Regions from separate parts of the Homo sapiens genome. Here region 2 is linked to region 1. Evidence: chromatin loops called from intact Hi-C (ENCODE). Cell type or tissue: PC-3. All regions are shown on one strand. Links, peaks and the distances in the headings refer to the core of each region. The heading gives the core; the rest is flanking DNA. Region 1 has its middle 24 kb from the start of DPT. Region 2 overlaps LOC105371606 (a long non-coding RNA gene).

Region 1 (5,386 bases), core at 91-5,090:
CTTGGCCATTTATATATCCTCTTTTGAGGATTATCTATTCATGTCCTTAGGGGACATGGATTAGTATTTTTTTCTTGCTGATTTGTTTGAGTTCTTTTTAGATTCTGGATATTAGTCCTCTGTCAGATGCATAGATTGCAAAATTTTTCTCCCATTCTGTGGGTTGTCTGTGTACTCTCCTGATTATTTCTTTTGCTGCACAGAAGCTTTTTCTTTAATTTCCTTAATTAGGTCCCATTTATTTATTTTTGTTTTTGTTGCATTTGCTTTTGGGTTCTTAGTCATGAAGTTTTTGCCTAAGTCACTGTCTAGAAGGTTTTTCCACTGTTATCTTCTAGAATTTTTATGGTTTCAGGTCTTAGATGTAAGTCTTTGATCCACCTTGAGTTGATATTTTTATAAGATGAGACATGAGACTCCAGTTTCATTCCTCTACATATGGCTTGCCAATTATCCCAGCACCAGTTGTTGAATAGGGTGTCCTTTCCCCACTTTACGTTTTTGTTTGCTTTGTCAAATACTAGTTGGGTGTAAGTATTTGGCTTTATTGCTGGTTCTCTATTTTGTTCCATTATTCTGTGTGCCTGTTTTTATACCAGTACCATGCTGTTTTGGTGACTATAGTCTTTGCTAGTATAGTTTGAAGTTGGGTAATGTGATGCCTCTAGATTTGCTCTTTTTGGTTAGTGTTGCTTCAGCTATGAAGGTACTTTTTTGGTTCTATATGAATTTTAGGATTGTTTTTTCAAGTTCTGTGAAGAATGATGGTATTTTGGTATTTTGATGGGAAATGCATTGAATTTTTAATTTGCTTTCTGGTCCTGGGCTTAAGAAAGAAAGGAAGTGAAGGTATAGTAATAATTAAAGACAGGAAGTTCTTGATCAGGGTTGTGAAAGCTCCTTTCCCTGTAATGGATTAGAGAGGTCCTAAAGATCCTAGCCAGACTACAGATCAAATCCCTGCTCTTCAATATTCTTTGATGTCTCAAGCAAGTACAGTTAAACTCTGAGTCTCCACAATTGTAAAAATTGAGATAATAATATCCAGTTCTCAAGATTATTATAAGGATTAAATGATAATCATGTCTGTGAAGTACTCAGGCACTGCTTGGCACATAGTAACCTCTTGGTAGTTGAGAATCATTCCAAGGCTATTTTTCTAGCCTGCCACAATCCTGCCACCAGACTCCACATTCCCTCCTCATTCAGTAAACATAGAAGTGCAGCCTGGAATGCTTTCCATCTTCTGTCTGTTTAAAAAATCTACTCAAATGAGTAGGTGTGTGGTGGAGTGGCGAGGGGAGAGACTGCGGAGTCAGCAAGAAATCCTTTGGCAGTTAAAGTTATTTGAACTCAAAGCCTGTGTTCGCCCAACTGTAAAGTAGGGATAATAACATTGTCTGCCTCACAGGATTCTTGTATAACATAAGAAAATGCATGTGAAAGACTGAGCACAATGCTTGGTAGCAAGCAGTCAATAAAGGATGCCTATTAACTCTGCTAGGCAATAAGAGCTCAACTCAGTAGCATCCTCCTGTCTGAAGGTTTTTCTGTAATTGCTCCCTGTGCTGCCATAACACACTGTCTGTAGTGCATTTCTTTTCAACATGAAATTGTCATATTGCCATGTGTAAAAATTAGTAGCATATATAAAACATCTATACAAGCTCATGTGCTCCTTAAGGACAAAGACTGTTTCAGTGATGAGGTCCTCACAATCAGTGGGGGTTACATAGTAAAGGCTCAGAAGACATTGTTGAACTGAACTGAAATGACAAATTAAAACAGAAAGCTTTTCTACTAAGATGATAACTAGGAAGACAGTTATCATGTCCCCTAAACAACAGTAAAACTAGCAAGAAGTAAACCATGTTTAACAGTCACTCTAACATGGATGGTCAGGAAATTGATTGCAAGTGAGAAAAAGAGATGGAAATAATTGAGAAAAATATTTATGTGTCAGAAAGAAAAGTGTGAATCAATTACTAGAGTTATGAATATTAAGCAAGTTGCTTGAGAAGCATTGATGTACGGATGAATTGGGCAATTTTTCCCAAGTTTTCCACAAAAAGGAATCAAGATCACTCAGCTGCTGACAGATGATTTTTACCTTTCAGATTCAACATTATTTACTGTCACCCAGCTAAAGACAAAGGAGTTTACACGTTGTGTATGTAAATATTAACTGGGTGATGACTCACATTTTTATGGGAGCTCTATAATTCATAGTTATACGTGCAGACAAGCATCCCACTGAGAGACTGGGTGTGGGGAGAAGGGCATGGAAATTAAACCACTGCAAGTTTCCACGCACACCACTTCCTCCTTATCTGTGAAATTTTATCTTCTCTGTTATTGTCCAAGACGCTGTTGTGCAAACCCCTCACATCTGAAAGTCCTGGGAAGAGAACTGTGGTATGAGTTTTCAGGAATCGGGGCTAGATATGGGAGTACTTTTCCATGAAACAAAAGCGGATAACACCCCCCGCCCTCAACTCCAGGGCTTAATCAAAGGAGACCAAACCCTTGCTATAGGCATCAAGTTTGTATGCAGGATGAAGTATGGCAGACAACGAGGGAGGGAGTGTTTATTCAAACACATATGCAGCCCCTGTCCTAAATCAGTGCCAAATTGGGTGATGGCAAACCTAAGAAATACAGTGTCTCACTGATACAATCCCAGCTCCTCCTCAATGTTAAAGGGTAATTTATAAGTTAAAGTGAAAAGATTTTTTTTTCCAAGAGTCTTGCTCTCACACAGGCTGGAGTGCAGTGACGCTATCTCGGCTCACTGCAAACTCTGCCTCTCGGGTTCAAGCAATTCTCTGCCTCAATCTCCCGAGTAGCTGGGATTATAGGTGCCCACCACCACACCTGGCTAATTTTTGTGTTTTTAGTAGAGATGGGGTTTCACCATCTTGACCAGGCTGGTCTTGAACCCCTGACTTCATGATCCACCTGCCTTGGTCTCCCAAAGTGCTGGGATTACAGGCGTGAACTACCATGCCGAGCCAAGAATATTTTCAAAAACTAAATTTAGTATCTATTGTTTGCCTGAAAGGTCCAGGGGATATTGGTGTTGGTGGGAATGGTTCTAATTCTTATGTTCCTGGAAGTCCACAGATTTCTGTTCATGCCCAGGATCTGCTGCGCTCATGGAGGATGTCAGGCAAGTTGCTTAGCCATATAAGTTTGGGAGCAGGTGGGCAGTTTCCCAATTGGTACAATGAGATGACTGGTTAGCTCATCTCCAAGACAATTGGGCTTAACATTTTGGAGATCATAGATAACTTGGAGAATCTGATGAAAACTGTGAACCTTCTTTCCAGAAGAAAGTACATACATTTGACTTTCAACATTTCTTTTCAGAAACTTTATGGACACCTTGAATTTATCCACGGACTGCAGGTCCGTGTTCTAAAGGATTGTTGCATAGTGTTTTGGATAGTTTGAATACTAAGAATGAATACCAAGAGGATGTAAAACACAAGGGCACTGCTTTTCCTTCAAATATAACAATTTAAAATTCAATATTCCAGAGATATCAAGTTAAAAATGAAAGATCTGATATCTTCCGACTTTTAATCCATATAGTGCTATAAAGTTTTTTTTTTTTTTTTTTTTGAGACGGAGTCTCGCTCTGTCGCCCAGGCCGGACTGCGGACTGCAGTGGCGCAATCTCGGCTCACTGCAAGCTCCGCTTCCCGGGTTCACGCCATTCTCCTGCCTCAGCCTCCCGAGTAGCTGGGACTACAGGTGCCCGCCACCGCGCCCGGCTAATTTTTTGTATTTTTAGTAGACACGGGGTTTCACCTTGTTAGCCAGGATGGTCTCTATCTCCTGACCTCATGATCCACCCGCCTCGGCCTCCCAAAGTGCTGGGGTTACAGGCGTGAGCCACCGCGCCCGGCCTAGTGCTACAAAGTTTTAATCGAATGACTAAATTATAAGCCTTGGGTTCCTTTTGTATATTTTTAAATAAAACTGAATTTTCCTAATGAATTAAACTTTCTACTTGCACTATGATTTCAAAGATATTTCCCCAGGAAAAAATATTTGGCTCCAACTGTGAATATACACAAAATTATCACATTTTGGTAAGAACTAATATCTACTAATGAAACCTCATTGGCTTAATTTGGCTTAAGAAACACCCCCTCCACCACCTCCATGTGACCACTGTTTCAGAATGTTAGAAAAACAAACTAAAGTATTGATGACTTAACAGAAGCACTGTGTTGATACAGTCATAGATTCCCTTTTAAAAATCTGCTTAATGAACTGGAGCATTTTAAAAATTGCTCCAACAGGTCAAACAGGAGACATGTCAGGTGGGAAGTGAAAGGCGGCAAACATAGGCAATTTCGACATACGCAGATAATGGCAAGATCATGTCACAATCATAACATGGCTAAAATCTCCATTTGGACTGAAAAGTATTGGGTATCTTAGTGCTCTCCAAATTGCCTACTTCTTTTTTAACTTAAAAATTTACTTAGACTGTCTTATTTATTTATGTAGTTCCCAAGTCCAGTTCAGTATCTGGCACGCTGTTCTCACTGCACGATCTTTTACTTCTTCCCATTTTTTTGGAAAATGTCAGAGTAGGAGGAAGCAGAAAGATCTGTATGCCTCTCATCTTCCTGTTGTAGAGACTGAAATCCTATTAGATTCAGTTCCTTGAGCCAAGGTGTTGAGTCCCCAGCTACCTCCCTTTCTGGTGTAAATATTTCTGGAATGTGTAACACTTGAATGAGATGGTAACTCATGAATGTAATATAAAATATGGTCTCCCAGTTCAATTTCACACATATACCTGAATCTGGGACATTGAGGAAACCAAAGACATGATGGGCAAGGAAAGATAGGATTTGATTGCATCGAGAAGAGGGGAGAGCCTAGAAAACAACTAAGGACATGAGCTGAGATGGGATGTGGTGGGAGGTGGCAGGAGGCTGGAGGCACCTGGGGCAGGAGAATGCTAGAAGAGCAAGCAGAAAATACAAAGGCTAAATTGGCCTTCTTCAGTTTTACTCCGAATAATTCCAATCCAGTTGACAAGAAATTATATGTACCACACTACTCTGAATGTGTCAGTTATTTTATTTTGAAAACTTTTGCACATGGTAGGCAGTAAAAATATTTGTGGAATGAATGAAATTATCACCAACACCCCTATGCCATATGATAACTAAGTTAAGAATCCTTCTCATTAAAATGCAGTTCTAAAGCTGAGGCCCCCTTAGAGCAGACTGACTTTTATCAGAAACAGTATGGCCATCTGTCCTGAATAAATGCCTTTAAGGTCATTTTTCAAAATTCTTCATCCCATATTTCTTCTATGTCATGGAATCTGTGCATTTCATTCTACTATATTTCCTTTGCT
Region 2 (5,386 bases), core at 52-5,051, 90 kb after region 1:
CTCCCATTTCGATTTTGTATTTGTCAGTTTCTGTTTGTAGTATGTAATGATTATTATATTTTCCTGATGTACCTTTTTTTGTTGTTGTTGTTTGTTTGTTTTTGATTTTGTTTTTCTCATCTTTTTTGAGACAGAGTTTCACTCTTGTCACCCAGGCTGGAGTGCAGTGGCGTGATCTCAGCTCACTGCAATATCTGCCTCCTGGGTTCAAGCAATTCTCCGGTCTCAGTCTCCTGAGTATCTGGGATTACAGGGGCCCACGACCACACCCAGCTCATTTTTTGTATTTTTAGTAGAGATGGGGTTTTGCTATGTTGGGCAGGCTGGTCTCGAACTCCTGACCTCAGGTGATCCGCCCACCCCGGCCTCCCAAAGTGCTGGGGTTATAGGCATGAGCCACCATGCCCGGCCCTGAACTGTTGTTTTAATCATTAAGAAATAACGCTTTTTACAGCTATTGTGCCTTAAAAACTAGATTTGTCTGATATTAATATTGCAATAACAGCTTTCTTTTTTCCTACTATATCTTTTTAAAACTTTTTTGCTTTAAAATATTCTCTGCTCTTACTTTTTAGGTATTTAAATAACAGATCCATTTTCTTTCTTTCCTTTTCTTCATCCACTCTTTTGAATATATGTGTTTTATTTCTATTCTTTAACATGGACACCTAACAAAGTCCAATTCTAATAAAGATCTCTTATTGACCAATAGAGGAAACTTGGTATGCTTTAAATCCAATCCCCTTCCATTTTCATGTTATTTTACATTAGTTTCACCTTGTTTTCAAGCTTCTCAAAACAGCCTTTTTGTTGTTTATACAATCAGCGTTACTTTTAGTTGTTTTTTCAGTGAATATATGTTATTTATAAACTCAACCTTCCTTTATAGAAAAATCATTTTATTTCACCATACCTTTCAGTGACACTTAAGTGAACATTTTGCAAATATTCCATTTCATTCTGGCTTCTATTGTTGCTAAAGTATGCTATTAGTCTTAGTAGTTATTTTTGTGGGTAATCTGTCTTTTTTTCTTGGAACCTGCACAATTTATTTTTTCTGATCTTTGTTGTCCTGCAATTTCACTATGAAATTAATTCTCATTGGGATTACTTGCATAATTTTAATATGAGGACTTATATCTTTCTGGAGTTCTGAAAAATTCCAAGCCAGTATCTTTTGGAATATTGTGTCTTCTCATTTTTTCTAACAGATGTATATTAGATCTTCTTATTCTAACTTTCATATCTTTTAATCTCTTTATAGAACACCCCATTTCGATCACTCCTGCATTATAGGTGTTTTATTCAGCTCTACCTTCTACTAATTAAGCTGTCTTCAGCTGCATGTACTTTAGTTTAACTCATAATTTGCTATCTTAATTGAACTACATATTTGTTCATTTCTAGAGATGCCATTTTCCTGCTTTTTCTTTTCTTATACTATTTTCTTCTTGTCTTCTAATTTCTATGCCTTTTATAATGTTCTAACATGAATATTTTAAATACATTCATTTTCTCATTTTTTTTTTTTTTACTGAAGTGGTCATTTTCTTTTTCACATTGTTGTTAGTTTTCCTCAGAATTTTCTTGTGTTGCCTCTTGTAACTTTTAAAAGTTCATCTTTACTGCAGATGGGTTTCACTGGGAATTCTGTTGTGCTGATTGACGGAAGTGCACTTACACAGTATTTTCATATTTGCCTCTGCCAGGGCCTCAGGGTTTCACCAAAGCTAGACCAGTTTTATGCTGCTTTCTAAATCTGGGGTTCCTACACCTCATGGGTGGGGTATATTTAGACTCTACACCCATTCCTTATGTAATTTCAAGATTCTGAATTCTTATGGGTGTTACAGATAGCTAGCTCCTTGGGTCATTAATATGTGGAGGTTTTTTTTAATCATTTTTCTACGGATGGAATCTGCTTTCAAGAATTGTAGCAATATGTAAAAGACTCCATTATAGTTGCTTATCTCAAATGGCTTTAGATCTCATAGCCCATCCTCTGTGGGCATGAAAAACCCAATATTCGTACATTAAAAAGTATATCAAGGACCTGTTGTCCCATGAGCCACTGTGGCTTTAGGCTATCACCATTTTTGACTTTGAGAATGTCTTTATTTCTACTACCTAAGGAGTTCCTTTTTTGTTGAGCTTAGTAGCATATGTAACTTTTGTTGGCATAGTTTATCCAAATTTTCTATGTTTGGAGCATGAGGAAGTTCCTTTGATTGGATTTCCATTTTCAGGGTATAATCCATTTTCAAGATGTATCAACTTTGCAATAGGGACTAGAAAATGCTTTGGAAAGCCATTGCATTTATGATACTATTTGCATTTCTGATATCCAGAACCAGATGTTGATTTTAAAGCACATGACTAGACTTGTCAGATTTAGCAAGTAGAAATACAGGACACTCAGTCATATTAGGGTTTCAGATAACCAGTGAATAAGCATGGCCCACGCAGTATTTGGCACATCCTTATACTAAAACATCATTCATTGTTTATCTGAAATTCAAATTTAACTAAGCATCCTGCATTTTATCTGGCAACCCTACATGTATCCACCTCTTCCAATTTGAACAATAATGGCCATTTGTGAAGAATCTCCCACATGTGTTCCATTTTTACAAGTGTCCTATTTTAAACAAGAAAGCTAAGCTCAGCTATATATTTATATAGAATCTCTGTTCAAGGCACAGGCATATTTTTAATCAAATGGCTCGATCTGGCAATTGAAGTCCAAACATTATTTTTGTTTGATCTGCCCTTCTTTTGGATTTAATCAGCCATGTTTAAACAGACATTGGTAGAGTATAAGATTTTCAGACATTTGTTTAAGTCAGCTGATTTTAAAAGCAAGTGATTGAGCTCTCAGCACGTGTTAAGTTGGCAAGTTAGTCTTCCAGAGAAAGACATTTTCTTGTCTGTATTTTTCTGTTTGCTCTGTTGCCTGTAATGGTTACCTTAAATCACAGCTATGTTACTCACTGGGTGGAGAGCCCTGGACAAACATTTTCTCTCTCAACGGTTTGCTTCCCATCAGAAACCTATGGGTAATCATTTCCACCCACTTCAGGAACTGTTGTACTGTGAAGGAGTATAGGGAAGTAGAACAACATTGTGCATACAATAGATTGTTCTACACAACCACAATTGAAACAGCAAAAGTTTCCAAAACACAACAAGCAGAACTGGGACATGTGCCACTAGACAAGGTGAATAGAATCTGTGCCCTCTTGAAGGGTCCTGAAGTGGTCGTCTTTAGTCTGGAAATGGGATTTCTTTGTCAGGCTGTTCATTAACGTCTCCACCAAACAAATGCCTCCCCCATTTATCCCCCATCCCAGGCCTTCTCCCCTAAGGAGAACTCTTCATTTCCTGCCTTCTCTTGTGCCTTTACCTTGTCACTGGCAAGCGCTTCTTCCTTTAAGCCCAAAGACAGAGGGATGCTGTTGTATTCACATAAACAAGGAAAACAGGGGCTTCCCTAGAGACTTTTCCATTTGTAGTGCATGTGTCATCGAGGTCCCTGGGGAATTGTTACCCATTACCAGGAACAAGTTAAATCTCTAGAAAGTGAGAGCAAAGTAAGAGGAAACCATGTACTACTTGCTTTTCTTTCCTCGATTCTCTTACTCTCAGGAACCAGAAAATATCAATACAAAACTTAATTATAAAATTGAATACAGCTCAGTTGAGAAACCGTGGTCCCAAGAGAAAAGCAGCAGAGCTGTAGAAGGGAGAAAAAAGAAAGAAGGAAAAAAGGCTTCTCTATGAAATTCCCTATTTTAGAAACTTGAATTCATTTGCATGAGAATTACCTTGCCTTATGTAGCAGATTTATCTTGAAAAGTTGTGAATAATGAAATGCTTAGAAAACTGACTTGTATTTCACTGACAACCATTGAAATTGAAGCACTGCAGGTTCATCGTTTCTGTCTTCATTTGCAGTAGTTCCTGACACTTTGCATTTGTGCACCATAGTATTTAAAGTGAATCTCAATAAAATCAAGATTCCTTTTATAGTGAGATTACTCATCACTTCTGCCTTCCAACCTCCCAACATTTTCCACCCCCAGAGATAGTTGTGCAAAGTGAGATGAGGGAACCTGGGACAAATTACTTAGGAACTGTGTGCCTCCAAGTCCCCCATGCATAGGAGAATAATAGTGCCTACCTGTAGATTAGGTCCTCCTGCATATCTTCCCACAGCATGCCATAATTCCCTTTTCATCATATCCATCACTTTTGCGATGAGCACATTAGCATCTAAATTCGCTATGATCTATAAACTTGAGAAAAGGGGCTGTGTCTCTCTCTTTCATCACTGTTTCTCTTACAACTACCACAATGACTGCCAAGTAGTACTTAGTAATTAAGTGTACCTATTATTTGTATTATTGTCTAGCCCAGAGATGATAAATATAATTGATTCTCATTATTCATGTTGTTGTGTTCTGCAAAGTTACTGCAGGCAATGAATTAGCAAATACTGACCCATTGATCCTAGAAGAAATACAAGGTTAAGTTCCTGTGAGCATCTGGTCATAACATTTTTGTCAACCAGTGAATACATAAGCTTGTTTTATGTGTGTTTCTCTTTAAAAGACACCTTATTTAATGTGTAGTATTGATTCATTAACACTGAACTTAGGGCCACTCCTTATTTCTCAAATAATGTCCTTCACCCTTCTACTACAGGCCTCAGTATAAATTTGGGCTTTTGCATGAAATGTTTCCTTCTCCCTTACTAATCTTCCCATCATTTATTTATTAAACTCCTCTGTTTCCTTCAAGGCCCATACAACTCTCATATTTTCTTAGATGACTCCCCAGATTCACAGAGACAGAAATAATTCTTTCTCTCATAAAATATGGTTTTTAGCAGTCATCACAGAGTAGTATCAAATTTATTTGGATGTGTAATTCATTCCAGTCAGCTTATAAAATCTTGAAGACAGAAACGAGGTATTTTTCACCTCTGAATATGCAATAGCTTCAGCATGGGTCTTTACATATATGTGATCCACAGTTGCTTTTAAAAAGTGAATTCAATTGATTTTCTCTTAGTCACTTCAGGGCAGAAAGTAGGCAATGTAAAGCAGAGATCTTCAAAATTGCACCCCACTTGACTATTCAACCAGCTTATCGCCTCTCAACAGAGCCAAGAATTCCAGGAAGCCTGGCCCTCTGACTTTGCCCCACCTCTGCCTAGAGGTCTCCCCACTCTCAGGACAGGAATAGAATTGTTGATATGTTCTGTAAACCAAGACCTGCCCTTGTAATATATAAAATCAAATATGAAGCCCTTTCCTTATTGAAAGGAAATTCCTGCCAAACTAGATCTCCCAGCTGCACATAATCCTTTCACTTTCAAGAGAAT

Evidence for each region. A loop is a pair of places that touch in the nucleus more often than their neighbours do. Peaks named below come from ENCODE experiments on the same cell type or tissue, not always from the same donor. Only the 100,000 strongest peaks of a DNase experiment are listed, where the experiment ranks them.
Region 2: a loop joins it to region 1, with 2.6 times the contacts of the local background. A loop is called at or near these places in 2 of 110 quality-filtered maps.

What each region holds. Positions count from the first base shown.
Region 1 is chr1:168,750,073-168,755,458 of GRCh38, forward strand. No RefSeq gene overlaps it. Among named protein-coding and RNA genes, the nearest start is that of DPT, 24 kb to the left of the region's middle. In PC-3, for the core only: no CTCF peak of the experiment used is centred there; a DNase peak (open chromatin) is centred at 2,219; H3K4me3 peaks cover 1,073 bases; H3K27ac peaks cover 1,751 bases.
Region 2 is chr1:168,840,091-168,845,476 of GRCh38, forward strand. All of the region lies in intron 1 of LOC105371606 (a long non-coding RNA gene), which reads left to right. Among named protein-coding and RNA genes, the nearest start is that of LINC00626, 56 kb to the left of the region's middle. In PC-3, for the core only: no CTCF peak of the experiment used is centred there; no DNase peak of the experiment used is centred there.